2 separate regions of the Mus musculus genome follow, and region 1 is linked to region 2. A link is a loop called in an ENCODE intact Hi-C map of the cell type or tissue named here. Cell type or tissue: gastrocnemius. All regions are shown on one strand.

Region 1 (8,000 bases), 46 kb after region 2:
AACTTGAGTATACAACAGCACACACCAAAATAAAAAGGGAACAGTGCTGGGCAGTGGTGGCACACGCCTTTAATCCCAGCACTTGGGACGCAGAGGCAGGTGGATTTCTGAATTCGAGGCCAGCCTGGTCTACAGAGTGAGTTCCAGGATAGCCAGGGCTACACAGAGAAACCCTGTCTCAACCAAAACAAAACAAAACAAAAAAAGTATACAGTACTCTTATTTCCTCTTTCTGAAAAACAAGGGTGTCCTGGCTGGGAAGATGGCTCAGTCTGTGGAGTGCCATGGTGGATCATGAGGGCTTTAGCTCAGATCCCCAGCACTTAATATAAAAGCCAGGCTATGTGTCTATAATCCCACCACTGTGACAGCACGGTTGGCAGTCTGGCACGTGGAACAGAAGGATCCCTGGAGCTCACTGGCCATTAGTAAGAGACCTGTCTCAAAACAAAAGAAAACAAACAAGAAAGAAAGAAAAAAAGAAAAAGAAAGAGGGAGTGTTTGAAGAAGATAATCACATATTAATACACATTCTCGTGTATATAAATTCTATGTAGTTTGATGGCAAAGAGAGAGACTAAGATTGAAATTCAAAATGTGTGTCACCCTGAACATGTTTCTACTTCACTAGATTTTAAAATTTTACTTAGGTTAAAGCTATAGGGAACATGCAGTGTGTTAGCGTACATCAGAAAGATGGTAAGAGGTAAAGCATGAAAATTCAGAAGAGGTAACTTCAGCAGAGAAGTTGGAATCCATGTATCCTTACAATAACTAATTTCTGAGTACTTGTCCTGCGCCCAGAATCTACCAGAGGCTTTACATACATGACTTTTCTTAATGGACAAGAAAGTATCAGAGTCTGCCCAAGAAGTCAGGCAAAGTTAACTCTGGATGTATTCTCCACAAGAAAGACTTTTAGTTGTAAAAAATTCTGATACAAATTCCAGATAATTTCTTAGGAGTTTAAAAACAGATTGATACATGTTAGATACTTTATTAACTACACACAGTGCAGCCTGTAATTTATCTATCTTAAAACCCAACTCCAATTAAAAAAAACTCTTCATAACCATTAGAACAATCTTATGAATATAATCTATAATACAATTTGCAAATTTTGCCATATAGTCTGAGCTACTTCATTTAGTAATGAAGATCCCAGTCTAAGTCCAATTCTTCAGGGATTCCAAACTATTTCCTGATTAATTGTATCGTGCATGCTCAATACCTGTCACATGGTTAAATTATGCTGTGGATGATTTCTGAATAATGAAATGCAAGGACTGTTTTCAGTTTGACATAATGAGAACTGGGATAAGGACTACAATAGATACAGCAGATTGTCTATGTACTTCTTGGCTAGATTTGGATGATGGTTTCTAGAAGTTTAGCATTCTGTGTATCAGTTTCAAAATTATTAGTAGAATTGGAAAGAAAACACAAGAAATAAAAAAACTCCCTAGATAACATCAAACTTAGAACTACTAGATAACAAACTTAGAACTACTTTGCTTGATTATTAAAAAATCTCTAAACACTTTTTAAAATTTTTATTATATCCCAATTGTTTGCCCTTCCTCCTTTTCTCCCTGTCTCTTCCCCACATCTACTCTTCCTCCATTTCTGTTTAGAAAAGGGCAGTTTTCCGATGGATATCAACAAAACATGACATATCAAGTTGTAACAAGACTAGGCACCTCCCCTCATCCTAGGCTGAATGAGGCAACCTGGTATGAGGAAAACAGTCCCAAAAGCTGGCAAGAGTCATAGACAGTCCCTGCTCCCACTATTAGAAGTCCCACAAGGGGGCTGGTGAGATGGCTCAGTGGATAAGAGCACCCGACTGCTCTTCTGAAGGTCCGAAGTTCAAATCCCAGCAACTACATGGTGGCTCACAACCACCTGTAATGAGATCTGATGCCCTCTTCTGGTGTGTCTGAAGACAGCTACAGTGTACTTACATATAATAAATAAATAAATAAATAAATAAATAAATCTTAAAAAAAAAAAGAAGTCCCACAAGAAGACCAATCTACACAACTGTAACATATATACAGAGGTCAATCCTATGCATGCGCCCTAGTTGTCAGTTTGGTCTCTGTGAGCTTCCAAGGCTTTCTTATACTCAAAAAGTAGAGCATGGACCAATAACATGAAAGTAGACCAAATATGCAAAAAGATTTACTTAGACACATAAAATAAATAAATAAATCTTAAAAAAGAAAGAAAGGAAGAAAGAAAGAGTCACATACCCAAACAAATGGAACCAAAATTCTAGACTTTTAAAAAAGTCAGAGAAATCAAATGACCTAGGATAGTCAGTGATGGCACATGCCTTCAATTCCAGTACTCAGGCAGAGGCAGAGAGGCAGAGAGGCAGAGGCAGGCAGCTCTCCATGTATTCATGGCCAGCCTGGTGTACAGTGAGAGTTCCAGGACAGCTAAAGGTACTACGCAGAGAAACCCTATCTTGAAAAGCACCCCCCACCACCACCAAAAACCAAAATCAAACAAAATGCAACATGCCCTTCTTAGACTGGAAATTAGAATATCATTTTGCATATGAAACTCCTTTTGCCTATGACCTCAAGTATGTCACTTAATCTCAAGGCTCTTTTGTGAAACCAGGAGTATTCCTTCTTTCCTTTTTTTAAAAAAATTCATTTATTTTATGTATATGAGTACACTGTAGCTGTTTTCAGATATACCAGAAGAGGCCGTTGGATCCCATTATAGATGACTCTGAGTCACCAAGTGGTTGCTGGGAATTGAACTGCTGAAGACCCCTGGAAGAACAACAGTCAGTGAGCCATCTCTCCTGTCACACTTAAAAGTTTCTTAATCCATTATTATTTAGAAAGATTTTACCTTTTAAAACATTTGTGTCTGTAAGTATATGTAAGCATATGGAGGTACCAATGAAGGCCTGAGGCATCTAAACCCTGTGGAGCTTGAGTTACAGGTATTTGAGAGTCACTTGATGTGTGTGCTAGGAAGAGAACTCAGGGATCCTCCTTTAACTGTTAAGCCACCTCTCCAACCCCATATTACTACTATCCTTCTAGTAATTAAAGCCAGAGGTAGACTTTAAGGTAAAGAAAGGGTTGTAACTTAGTGGTAGAGCACATCTGTAGTATATAGGAGACTTGCATTCAATCCTTTGTATGTATCAAAAAGAAAAATAGACCTATGGGTCAAATGATACAATTTAAGATTTAAAAAAAAAAGTCATGTGTATGAGCCTGTTTATTATGTGTAGGCCCCTGGAACTGGAGTTATGAATGGTTGTGAGCTACTAAGTGAGTGCTGGGTATTAAATCTAATCCCATCCAAATTTATTTTCAGTAGTACCAGCAAAACCACTACCAAAATAAAACAAAACCAAGTTAAAACAGTCCTAGTTCTACTGGGAATATATTAAACTATACATTTATTGAGCTCAATAACCACAAGTGTGATTTTAGGCATTTCATGTCAACAAAGCCTGTCCCGTCAGGAGGGTTTGCTTTTCACTCTAACAGGCCAGGCTAATCTTGGAAAAAACCTTTGAAAAGTAAACAAGAAGATCCTATCCTGATGACTATCACAAAGGAAACAATCTATTTTAAGGCAGAATACTGAAGGGGATAACAATTTCAAATCCAGTGATTGGAAAAGGATTTTCTGAGGTTTATTTTTATTTTCGATATATGTCGAGAGTCAATTGCCTGGAGCCAAGGCCTGCCTTGAATTACTAACCTTCTTGCTTCCACTGCCCAAATGCTGGGATTACACTTTAGCCATCTCTTCTGGCTTTCTAAGGTGAATTTTAAGATAAGATCTAAGGGCTGATAAAACTAATGGTGAAAGACTATTCTAGAAACTTTATCATTTGTTCATGTAAAGACAATGAACTATGAAAACATTTGTGAAGACGCAAATCAGACAACAACAATAACAACAAACCACCAGTGTAGTTTAAAGTAGCAAATAAGATGAAGCTACCAACTGGCTTTGAAAGAAAAGCAGGTGGCTGGAGAGATGGCTCAGGGGTTAAGAGCACTGACTGCTCTTCTTAAAGGCCTTGAGTTTAAATCCCAGCAACCACATGGTGGCTCACAACCATCCGTAATGACATCTGACGCCCTCTCCTGGTGTGTCTGAATACAGCTACAGTACATTTATATATAAAAATAAATAAGAAATAAGAAAGAAAAGCAGGTGCTGGGACAGATAGGCCATGGAAAGAGGTTTTGATTTTGAGTATAAAAGCTATGAAAAGTTCATTTTAGGCAGGATGCAAATTCATTATTTCAAAAGACTCCTTACTAGCTAGCTAAGCATGGGGGCAAATGAATGCCTGCAATCCCAACAACACTCAAGAGTCAGGATACCCCCACCGAGACAGAAGGCTCCTGAGTTAAGAGGTGAGCTTGTGGTCCTAAGAAAGACACTAAAAGCACAGGGGCTAGAGAGATGGTCCAGCAGTTATGGCAGTGGTTCTCAACCTTCCTAACGCTAGAGACAATTCATCTAAGATCCTACATCTTCTGAAATCACTACTCAGACTAAAATATTAAATGAAGAATATATTTACTCATTTAAAACCTGAATTGATTTGGGGCAACATGAAAAACCACATAAAGGAATGATTACTTAAAATGCCAATAGAAGAGAAAAAGAATGAAAGAAAAAAAAAAAAGCCAGCAAATGAAAAGTACCCTCAAAAAACAAAAAAACGAAATGAAATGAAATGAAAGGAAAAGAAAAAAGAAAAGAACCCTTTCCTTTCAGTTTTAGAGATAGAGCACCTGCAGTTCTCACCTAAAAGACCTATAGCTAGATTTTTATTAGGGGATAAAAAGCAAACCAGTGTATTAAAAATATATAGGTTGAGAAATATATTTAACAACAACAAAAAGCAAACACAAGGTGGTGGTAACACACATCTTTAAACCCCAATACTTAAAAGCCACAGGCAGGCAATCTCTCTGACTTTGAGGTCAGCCTGGTCTACACAGCAAGTTCCAGGACAGTCAAGACTACACAGAGAAATCCTGTCTCAAAAACTTAAAAAAAAAGTATTTAAAAGGCTTAATATGGGGAGGGGATAGGGATGTAACATTTGAAATGTAAATAAATAACCAATAAAAATGGGGGAAAAGGCTTAATATAAACAAATAAAAACAAAGTTTTAAAAATAAATCTTGGGGTTCTGGGGAGAAGGCTTAATTGTTCCCAGCACCCACATAAAAGCCACTTGTATTTCTCAAAAACAAAACAACAACAAAAAGAAAACTAAGACAAAGTCAGTAAGACAACTTAGTCAAAGCCTGGGTAGCTGGCTACTACTGTTGCTGTGCTAAAGGGACATGATATCAAAACCGCCTTTCTAAAAATTTATGTTTATGCCATAGATCAGAGTGACGGGCAGTAATTTAAAAAGTGACTCAGAACCAAGTAAATGCTGAGAATACATGATATGGATGCTCAGCTCCAAAGACAACATCTGTATCACCCCCTCAAGGCTCAGAGAACAGAGCACTGTGGAAGAAGGGGAGGGAAGAATATAAACTCCAGAGGATTAAGAGGAGTGCTATGAAATGCTCTTTTGGACACTACATGGCTACTGTACTCACGAAGAAAGAGTAACTTTGTTACCTGCCCAAGATCAAGCCACTCAAAAGTCCCTCATGGATGGGGCATGAACTTTCAGGCCTCACTCTTAGCTAAGGAGTTACTGGCATTTTACAGGTGCTGGGACAGAGGGAGTCAATTTTCTTTCAGGGCACGACTACTGATAAGTTGCCTAAATTAAGGTAGGTGGGAAAGGTTCACACCATCAAACCTTAGTGCATCTAGGCAGCACTAACTGGACTCAGTGGGTCACTAAAAAAAAAAGAATATGTGAAGTTGGGGACATCTTAGAGGGGGTGAGGGAGTGGGAAGAGTAGGTATGGATATAATTTATTAAGAAACAAAAAGCCAGTGGTGGCAACACATGCCTTTAATCCCAGCACTTGAGAGGCAGAGGCAGGTAAATCTTTTGAATTTGAGGCCAGCCTGGTCTACATAGTTTCAAGATGGCCAAGGCTGCACAGAGAAACCCTGTTTCCAAAAACCAAAACAACAACAACAAAAAGAAAAGGTTTTCTTCAATGGAGTTCTATCAAACACATTCCAGGGCAGGCCCCATGCCCTGACGCCTGAGTAGTTAGCCACCACAAACAGAATCATGTTTTATGGTGCACCTTCTGTTTTGTTATTTATTTACCTGTCTTACTGGTTTTGACTCTTTTGATTTAAAAAGAAGAAATATGTATTTTATATCTGTGACTACTCTGTTGCTGTCTTCAGACACACCAGAAGAGGGCATCAGATCCCATTACAGATGATTGTGAGCCCCATGTGGTTGCTGGAAATTAAACTCAGGACCTCTGGAAGAGTAGTCAGTGCTCTTAACCACTGAGCCATCTTTCCAGCCCTTTTGTTTTTGAGGGTGCAGAAAATAAGAGTATGTGAAGTTGGGTGGTAGGGACGATCTGGGCGGCTGGGGAAGGGCAATGAATATGGTCAACATGTATAAAAATTGAAATAAAATTTATTACTTTATTAAGAAAAAAAAGAAGATGATGATGATGAAGAAGGGGGCTGAAGAAGCAGTTTAAAACACTTGTTTCTTCCAGAAAGATTCAATTCCCAGCACCCATATGGTTGTTCATGACCCCTTGTAACTCCAGTATCAAGGGATCCACTGCCCTCTTTTGGCCTCCATGGCCCCAAGCAAAGCTTATGTGCAAACAGAACATTCAAACACATAATAAAATGTTTAAGACAGAAAGGGGTGGTTAAGGAAGACATTCAACATTAATTTTGGCTTCTACACCCACACATGTACAAGTTCACACAAACATACACACACACACAAACGTTTTGAAAATATGGATTTTCATGACTTAGGCAATATCCTGAAACATAAAATGTTCATTCAAAGAAACTATTAGTTTATATGACTAAATCCACCTGAATAAGTAACTCAACTTAAAAAAAAAAAATTGGGGGTGGGGGGGAGGCGGCACAGAGTCTTGCTGCATAGCTGACCTCTAATTCAAGATCTCCCTTGCCTCTGCTTGAATTTTATGATTACAGGCACACCACCACTGCATGGCTAGGAAGATTTTTTTTTTCTTTTGATGAATACCAGTTCAAAATGGCATGGACCTCAAAACGTAATTCTCTAGCCTCAGTGCCGAATTACAAGGTCATCTGTATAGCGGTGCACATTTTTAATCCCAGAACTTTGAAGGTAGAGGCAGGTGAAGCTTTGTGATTTCAAGGCCAACCTGGTCTACATGATGAGTTCCAAGACAGTGGGAGCTGCATAGTGAGACACTGTCTCTAAAACAAGCATACAAAAAAGAAAAGAATAAAAGTTCTTATAGTATAGACTTTATAGTTCTATTCCAGTGAGTGGTTTTCAAACTAATCAGCATGTTACGAATACAAATTTAAGAAGCCAGGCAGCCGGGTGGTGGTGGCGCACGCCTTTAATCCCAGCACTTGGGAGGCAGAGGCAGGTGGATTTCTGAGTTCGAGGCCAGCCTGGTCTACAGAGTGAGTTCCAGGACAGCCAGGGCTACACAGAGAAACCCTGTCTCGAAAAAGAAAGAGAACAAAAAAAAAAAAAAAAAAAAAAAACAAAAACCAAAAAAGAAGCCAGGCAGTGGTGCACACCTGTAGTGCCAAAAACTCAGGGCTAAGGTTGCAAGGAGCACTTGCAGCCAGGAATTCACAATCATCCTGAGTAACAGGCAGGTACAAGAAAGCAGGTTCCCTAGATCCAATTCTAAAAATTTTTAACTTTAGTGGTCTGAAATACAACTCAGAAATTCAGAAATTTTAAGGGCATTCAAACTGACTCTACTGCAAATAGCCAAAAAGGGAGACTCCTTCAGTGTTTTAACTAAGATCTTCAATTTGGACATATATAATAAGTCAAACAGATTAGGTTAAATGTT
Region 2 (8,000 bases):
AAGGTGAGGAGAGAAAAAAAATGTAAGGAGGATAACCAGTATATATCAACAATATAAAAGTAACAACTATGGTGCCAGGTAGTGGTGGTGCATGCCTTTAGTCCCCACACTCGGGAGGCAGGTAGATTAGTTCAAGGCCAGCTTGGTCCATCCACCAAGTTCCAGGACAGATAAGGCTACAAACAGAGACCCTGTCTCAAAACAACAACAAAAAAAATGAAACATAAAACAAAACACCCGCCCCCAAAACCCAAAAAGTAACACTGATGAAAAAACTCTACTAATGTTAACATTTTATTGTTTAATAAGTCTTCCAGTCTTGGATATTTTCAAGTTAGCTATTCTCTGCCTCCCTTCTTTTACAGCCCAGGGTATTAATTGTAACTGCTGACACTGAACTGATGGCAACCTACAGAATCTGCTTTTTCTTTTTCTTTTCTTCCCTCCTGCCTCTTTTTGAGAGGGGACAGCCTTATGTTGCTTAAGCTGGCTCCTTGGGATAGACAGCTGCTGAAGGAGGGAAAAGGAGTAACACGAAACACAAGGTCCCAGAAGTCCCAGAGACATGTGCAGATTTAAAGGGCAAATAGCCAAGCAAGTAGGCACGCCCCTGCTTACATCAGTTTAGCAGCCTGGTCCTCACAACTCAAGCCTGTGAACTTTCAAGGGACCACACATTTTTAGACAGCAGTGCTGCTCTACTATCGCACCAGACTGCTAAATTCTTACAGGATGTAAGAAAAAGATGCAAGACAAACAAAGCACTTACTCTGTGAGGGAGGCACACTGTTTTGCTTAGCATTTGACTTGGGCTTGTCTGTGTCTTGTAACATCGGTGGCACTTGGGAAGAGCTGTTGTCAGAGTCACCTTTTGATAAGGTAATAGATGGCTCGGCAGAGATAGCAGGAGGAAGAGTCTTGACAGGCTATTTTGGAATAAAATTGTCTCAGAATTTTGTAAATTTCATATAATATGAAATAGTAAAGCCATATCCAGAGACTAGCAGCAAGCAAAATTAAAATGGCTTCTGATTAGTTTATATGTAGCAGTGTAATTTATTTCTGCCCTCTAGAGACACAACTAAACAAAACATCATCTATAGCATCTATGAATATAGCTTGAGATAAAATGATAAGCACTGCCTGGTGGTGGTGGTGGTAGATGCCTTTAACCCCAATACTCCAGAGGCACAGGTAGGGGATCTCTGTGAGTCCTAGGCCAGCCTGGTCTACAGATTGAGTGCCAGGACAGTCAACAAACATACACAAGTTAATATTATGAAAATCTAATTTCAAGGGGGAAGCTTTTAAAAAAAAGTAATCTCTACTAACTTGGGCTACCTGGCAGAATGAATAAAGGCACACACTCCATAGTGGGCTATCCAGTTAGTTTGGTTACTATGTTGCCCACATTGAAAAAAAGAAAAAGTTAAAATAGCTACTGAATCTCAAGTAAGAGGGAATAATTCTACGTTTTCATTTTCTTGATTCATCAGAAAAGCTTAAATCAATGTACCAGCTTTGAATTCGTGAAAACTGTTAAAAGACAAACATATTTACCTATTTAGTACCCCCCACCGCCCCCTTTTTGTTTCTCTTTTGAGACTTCCAGTCTATTAGAGCAGGTTAAAAAACTAGGCTGGCTCTGAACTCAGGACATCCTTCTTGCTGATACATCCTAACCTCAACAACCAGGGATATTGCAGTGTGTGCATCAGGGCTAATGCAAACAGTGGTAGCAGCGTGTACATTCCACAAGCAGACTGTGGGAATGCTCCTACTGATTGAATTGACCTGTCTAAATCTTCAGATATGGAGTCTAATAATGAAAATAAAAAAGTTTAGGGTAGTGACTAGTCAGGGCAGTATTAAGAATGCTTATTTGGAGTACCCTGAGGCAGAGGGATGAGTGGATCTTTTCACTAGCCAGCTTCACCTCTACCATCACTCAGAACACAAGGGGGAGGTTATGTTTCTCTTGTTCCTACTCTTCCTAGCTCCACAGACACAAGAGAAGTGGTATGAGTTCAGCACTCCTTCCTTCTATAGAGGCACTGCATCTACATTCATGCTGCTCTGTATATTACCACATACTTTCAGTTTTATTACTACTTCTCATCGTCTTTCCCTTCTATTTCTCACTTTACTTACATCAATTCATAGAAAGGCTCAAATGCATTTTTATAAGACGACCTCAAGCATAATTTAGTTGAAACACTAAATGTCTCCAACTAGAATGTCAAAACTATTCTTTGCAATAATAATCACATTTATGTATACTGAGATTATATCCTTTTACCTCAGAATACTTTTAGGGATTTAAATATATCAAATCTACGTGTGAAGTATTACTATCACTGTTTTAGAACAATGCTGCCACTATTCCTTCTTTAGCAGCCAGTTTACTAACATTAAAAGTTTCCTCAGACAGATGTTAATGGCTTGTCCACTGTTGTAATCTAGTTCCTCAAATAGCAGGTGGCTCATGAACCTCAAAAATAATTTCTGAATGTGTGAGTCAGGCAATTCAGTAGAATGTTATTTTATTTAAACCTTTAAGATTATGTATGTTTGCCTACAAATATGTATGTTTCATGTGCTTGGTGCCCAAATGAAGTTACACGTGGTTGTGAGCCACCATGTGGGTGCTGAGAACCAAATCCTGGTCTGCAAGAGCAAAAGGTCTTCCCAACCACTGAGCTAACTTTTAGCCCCCTTACTTTAGTAAAGCTCTGTGTATTAGTAACTATCCTATTTTTGTTTAGAGACATCATGATCAAGGCAACTCTTAGCAAAAGAAAGCATTTAATTGGAGGCTTGCTTACAGTTTCAGGGTTAGGCATTGTGGTGGGGAGCATGGCATTTGAAGATTTTTTTTTTTTCTGAGACAGGGTTTCTCTGTGTAGTCCTGGCTGTCCTCAAACACAGAAATTCACCTGCTTCTATCTCCCAAGTGCTGGGATTAAAGGCATGTGCCACCACTGCCTGGCTGAGCATAGCATTTGAAATCTCAAAGTCCATCTCTAATGACACATTTCCTCTAACAAGGCCACACCTCTTAATCCTTCTAAAACATTTAAGTCTATGAGCCTATGGCAGGTTACCCAATTAGAAACCATGTTTTCATTTTGTAAATTAAGTCTCTTCTGACTCATTAATATTTCATAATATTTCATATTTCCACAGAAGGGATATGATTAAAAAATTTGTCACTGTCAGGTACAAAGGTACATGCCTAAAATCCCAGCAATTAGGATGCAGAGACAGGAGGTTCAGGAATTTATGCCAGCTTTGGCTAGACAGTGAGTTTAAGGTCAGCCAAAGCTATATGAAATCTTGTCTCAAACAGTAACAGCAAAGCAAAACCAAATGAAAACCAAATTAAAACAAACATAATCTTAAAAAATTATCAAAAATTTAAACAAATGTTTCATTTTGGGAAACTGAACTGATCACATAAGGTGTATACTTTGGGTTAATGTGGCTGCTGAAAGCACTTTTTCTTTGGTCCTCTATTCTTTAGGAGAAAGCATGATACAGCAAACCCCTTTAGCACTGGGGAAATCTGTTTTATAATTGGCAGTGGGAGCTTAAAACTGCAGGTAGTACCTGGAACTTGCTTTGTAGACCAGGCTTTCCTTGAACTTAAGAGATCTTCCTGCCACTGCCTCACGAGTGCTGAGATTAAAGATATGCACAACCATGCCTGGCTTGTTCTACATTTCCTCTCAGGTTTTCTTTGTGGTTTAATTTTATATGTTTAGCATAGTACTTTAATAAAATATTGATTATTGTATAATTATTAAGGCAACAAAATTTTATTATTCTTTAAAAGTTACCTGGCTATTTTTGATGAGTACTTCAGCTGGGTCACTAGTGCTCATGGTCTTCAGGGAACAAGCTTTCTCCTGTTTTGGTCGGGCTTTTGAGGTATTCACTGGAAGCTCTTCTCTAGTGTCCTTTTCTAGGTCTTCTGTGTCCTGCAGAAGAAAGCTGTTTATTATATTAAACTTCTTGATGACTATAACAATCATTCTTTATAGCTTAAAATCCACTTTGTTTATTGTCCTGAAGACACCCTAAAGTGTCTTCACTTAAAAAGGTGTCCAAGCCAGGTATGGTGAGCCTATGGCTATAATCTCAGTACCTAGGAGGTCAGGGCAGGAAGACTGCTACAAGTTCAAGGCCAGCCTGAGCTACAGAATGAAACCCTGTCTCAAATCCTGCCCCCTTAAATTATATATACTAACGCAGATCCTAGAATGGGAACCTTTGTGATCCTTATTTTACAAGAGGAAACAAGACTTTAAAAACAGCATTTCATTCAGTGACTTCAAGGTGTAATGTGTTTATATATATAAATTATAAAGGGCATATAGAGAACTTCAATCAGTCATGATATTTAAGTCATGTAATTTCAGGGATAAATGTCTCAGTTTCTTTGTTCCTTTATTCCCTTAGCTGTAAAAGTTTGTACAGGAAATGTCCATCTAAGTTTTAATATATTCCATGTTCATTGTTTATATTTTTAAAGCTTAATAAAATAATCCTAAGTCACATTACATGCTTACATATATAGAATGTACTGCATGTCAATGCACGTGAATATCATACTCTAGTGACTATTTTAACAACTGCCCAAAATGACCGCAAAACTTCCCTTTCTGGGCAGTGTACTCACTTGTATCCAGGCCCACAACTTGAATCTGATACCCAGCACCCACATAGAAGAGAACTGACTTCTCAGCAATTGGCCTCTGACCTCCACACACATGCGCACACATGCATGCATGCAAACACACACACACACACACACATACACACACACACACACACACACGCCATTAAAAGTTTCCTTCCAATACTGCTAGTCTATGAAATGTAACATGACAGTACTGAGTTTGACTAGCAACTAAGAAATTCTGATATGAATTTAAAGTTTAGTGTGTAGGTTTTTTTTATTATTTTCCCTTCTCTAGATAGGGTCTCATAGCCTTGAACTCCTAAGAACTAGGATTAAAGGTATGGACTACCAAATCCGGGCAGCCACCTTTAAATTTTCCTGAGACAGTGACGCTCACTGAACCTGAAGCTCACTCCCCACTTTGGTGAACTTGGCTGCACAGAGTTTCAGGGATTTGCCTGTCTCTCGCCCTGCCCATCTCTGCTGAGACTGTGATTACAAGCACACATCACCATGTCCAGTATTTTTTGTGGGCTCTAGAGATTTAAACTCAAGTTTTTGTATTTGTGGAGCAGGTCTTTCAGCAAATGAGCCATCTCCCAACTTCCTATTTTCTGATGAACTTGAAATGGTCCTCTAGGAAGTCAGAGGCGACGGAGGAGTTAGGGGTACAGGAAGGACTCAGGGCATGAAGATTAAAGTACATGGATCAGGTTTCTTCAAGACCAGTGAGTCCAAAATTCTACCCTTCATCTCCCAAGGCTTCTGTTTTCTATTGTCTTGGAAGATCATAGTGGTTTAGGAAACACTTGAAGCACTTGTACTTCACAATCAAGTGGCTTGTGGAAAACAATGGAGCTCTATTATCCTTGACTACTTCTGAAGTAAATGGCAGGTCATGGTTGTTAACTGTATGAAAAATAGCCTGGTTTGGAGGCAGGAAATAGGTACCATGCTCCTGGGGAATGTTACCACTGGAGAGGAGGATTAGAGGGTAGGTAGAAAGGAAAATGGAAGTGGTCCACGATATGCTGGTGAAGCTAAAAAGGCAGCTCTGGGATTTGTTTTGTCATGTGTGACCTTGTGCTGCCTTCCCCATCTCACCATTTCATAATAAAAAGTACATGTCTAATTTTATTTAGTTTTAAAGGCATAAATCATTGAAACACTTTTTAGGGTGACTCAACTTTTATTATAATAATATAATGTATTATATTAACATGTTAATGTATCTAATATCTAGATATCTCTAACATGTCTAAAACTTCAAAATTCCAACTTTCCTATTTTAAGAACTCACTTGAGAGGGCAGTGGCCAGGATCACTTGCTGCTTTTGTACTGGAATTGGGTTCAACTACCATCCACATGGTGGTTCACAACCATCTATAACTTCAGTTCCAGAAGATCTGATGGGTACTAGGACTCATATGGTACACATACATACAGGCAGGCCAAACACACGTTTTTATAAGTTGTTCACACACTTTAGTTCACCTCTACATATCTTAGGGCCTACATATCACCTTTCCACACCACCAACAGTGGATGCATCCTAACGAATGCTCATTGTTCAGGTACGTTACCTGTGTGTGAGAGTTATCTTCCCCTTGCTTCTTCTTTTTCTTCTTTTTCTTTTTAGATTTTCCAGTTGGAAGAGCTCCCTCCCCTTTTTCTTTATCATCATCTGAAACCTGATGTTAAAAATAAAATACTGAAGTAAATCCAACTGGTTAAGTCTATATTACTCAGAACAATTGTGAAATAATTTCAGCCACTATGTTTGCTCTTTATCTTCAAAAATATAAATTAGGCGGGCGTGGTGGCGCATGCCTTTAATCCCAGCACTCGGGAGGCAGAGGCAGGCGGATTTCTGAGTTCGAGGCCAGCCTGGTCTACAGAGTGAGTTCCAGGACAGCCAGGGCTACAGAGAGAAACCCTGTCTCAAAAAAAAAAAAAAAAAAAAAAATTAGAATAAGCTAATTAACAAAAATTTAAGAAAACTTTTAAAAACCCACTGGCTCTGGCCCTCAACAGCTCCTGCACTTGGAGAGTGGCCTGCACCTTGCCTTAGAGCTGCCCCTGATCATGAATGAGGCAGAGTGGGCTCTGGGAACTGTGATGATGCCCTCCTGGCTCCTTGTCCTCTGTAGTAATCAGGAGAGCTGGCCCTGCATCTCACCTGGGCAACACAGTGGAGCTGGATCTAGAGGCATGGGTGCAGATGGGAGACGGAGAGTTTCCATTGCCTCCTACAATGGGTAGGCTATCCAGGCAAAGCTGAGGCACTCACCTTGGCGGTGCCAATGTGGGAGAGCCAGTAGGCTGACTACCTCAGCTACCACACAGGCTCAGATCAAGGGCTTTTGAGTTGGCCCACCCCAAAGTCTCTATCATCTGTGAACTGCTGGAGCTCATGAAAGGGGAGGTGTGCTGATCCAAAGCTACAGGATCGCCATGACACAGGAAAACAACAGGATAACAGGAAGAAGTCCGGGTGAGGATCCAATATTGATGTCACAGAAGCCAGAGATCTAGAACCAGACCAATTACTCACTGAACATTTGCAAGTGAAAATGTGTGGACAGAGAGGTACACTGCAGACAGATAAACTATATGCTTCCATGACAAGCTATTAAAAACTTTCTTATGGGGGGGAGGTTACAAAGCTGGAAGGAAGATGTGAGTGGGACTTGGGTACATGATGTGAAACTCAAAGAATCAATAAAAACTTGGGAAAAAACCTCAGTGGATGGGAACAGGAGGATCAAGACTTTAAGGCCAGCTTGGGCTAGATGAGGCTCTCTCAATCAACATTACCATCAACTCTCAAACTCTAGGTCCTAAGAGAGGACCACTACTTTGAATTTTTGTGTACATTCATTTTTTTCTAGAGATTTATACAGACATAACATTTTATAGAAGTATACAATATCACTCAGCTTTTGCTTACTGATTAATTCATTTCCAAGTGTCTATTCATACTTTGTTGAATATAGCTTTAATTCCTTTTTCTTTTTTTATTAGATATTTTCTTCATTTACACTTCAAATGCTATCCCAAAAGTCCCCTATACCCTCTCCTGACCCTGCTCCCCACCCACACACTCCCACTTCCTGGGCCCGACATTCCCCTGTACTGGGGGATATAATCTTCGCAAGACCAAGGGCCTCTCCTCCCAATGATGCCCGACCAGGCCATCCTCTGCTACATATGCAACTAGAGACACAGTTCTGAGGGGTACTGATTAGTTCATATTGTTGTTCCTCCTATAGGGCTGCAGACCCCTTTAGCTCCTTGGGTACTTTCTCTACACCT

Evidence for each region. A loop is a pair of places that touch in the nucleus more often than their neighbours do. Peaks named below come from ENCODE experiments on the same cell type or tissue, not always from the same donor. Only the 100,000 strongest peaks of a DNase experiment are listed, where the experiment ranks them.
Region 1: it touches region 2 in a loop (2.4-fold over the local background); 4 of 42 quality-filtered maps call a loop at or near these places.

What each region holds. Positions count from the first base shown.
Region 1 is chr15:34,086,576-34,094,575 of GRCm38, reverse strand. All of the region lies in intron 1 of Mtdh (metadherin), which reads right to left. Among named protein-coding and RNA genes, the nearest start is that of Gm41291, 7.4 kb to the right of the region's middle. In gastrocnemius, a CTCF peak has its summit at 4,097 (motif pointing left); no DNase peak of the experiment used is centred here; H3K27ac peaks cover 1,751 bases.
Region 2 is chr15:34,132,667-34,140,666 of GRCm38, reverse strand. Mtdh (metadherin) reads right to left here. Exons shown (of 12, transcript NM_026002.5): 9 at 6,269-6,376; 10 at 3,840-3,980; 11 at 770-926. Among named protein-coding and RNA genes, the nearest start is that of Gm38594, 29 kb to the left of the region's middle. In gastrocnemius, no CTCF peak of the experiment used is centred here; no DNase peak of the experiment used is centred here.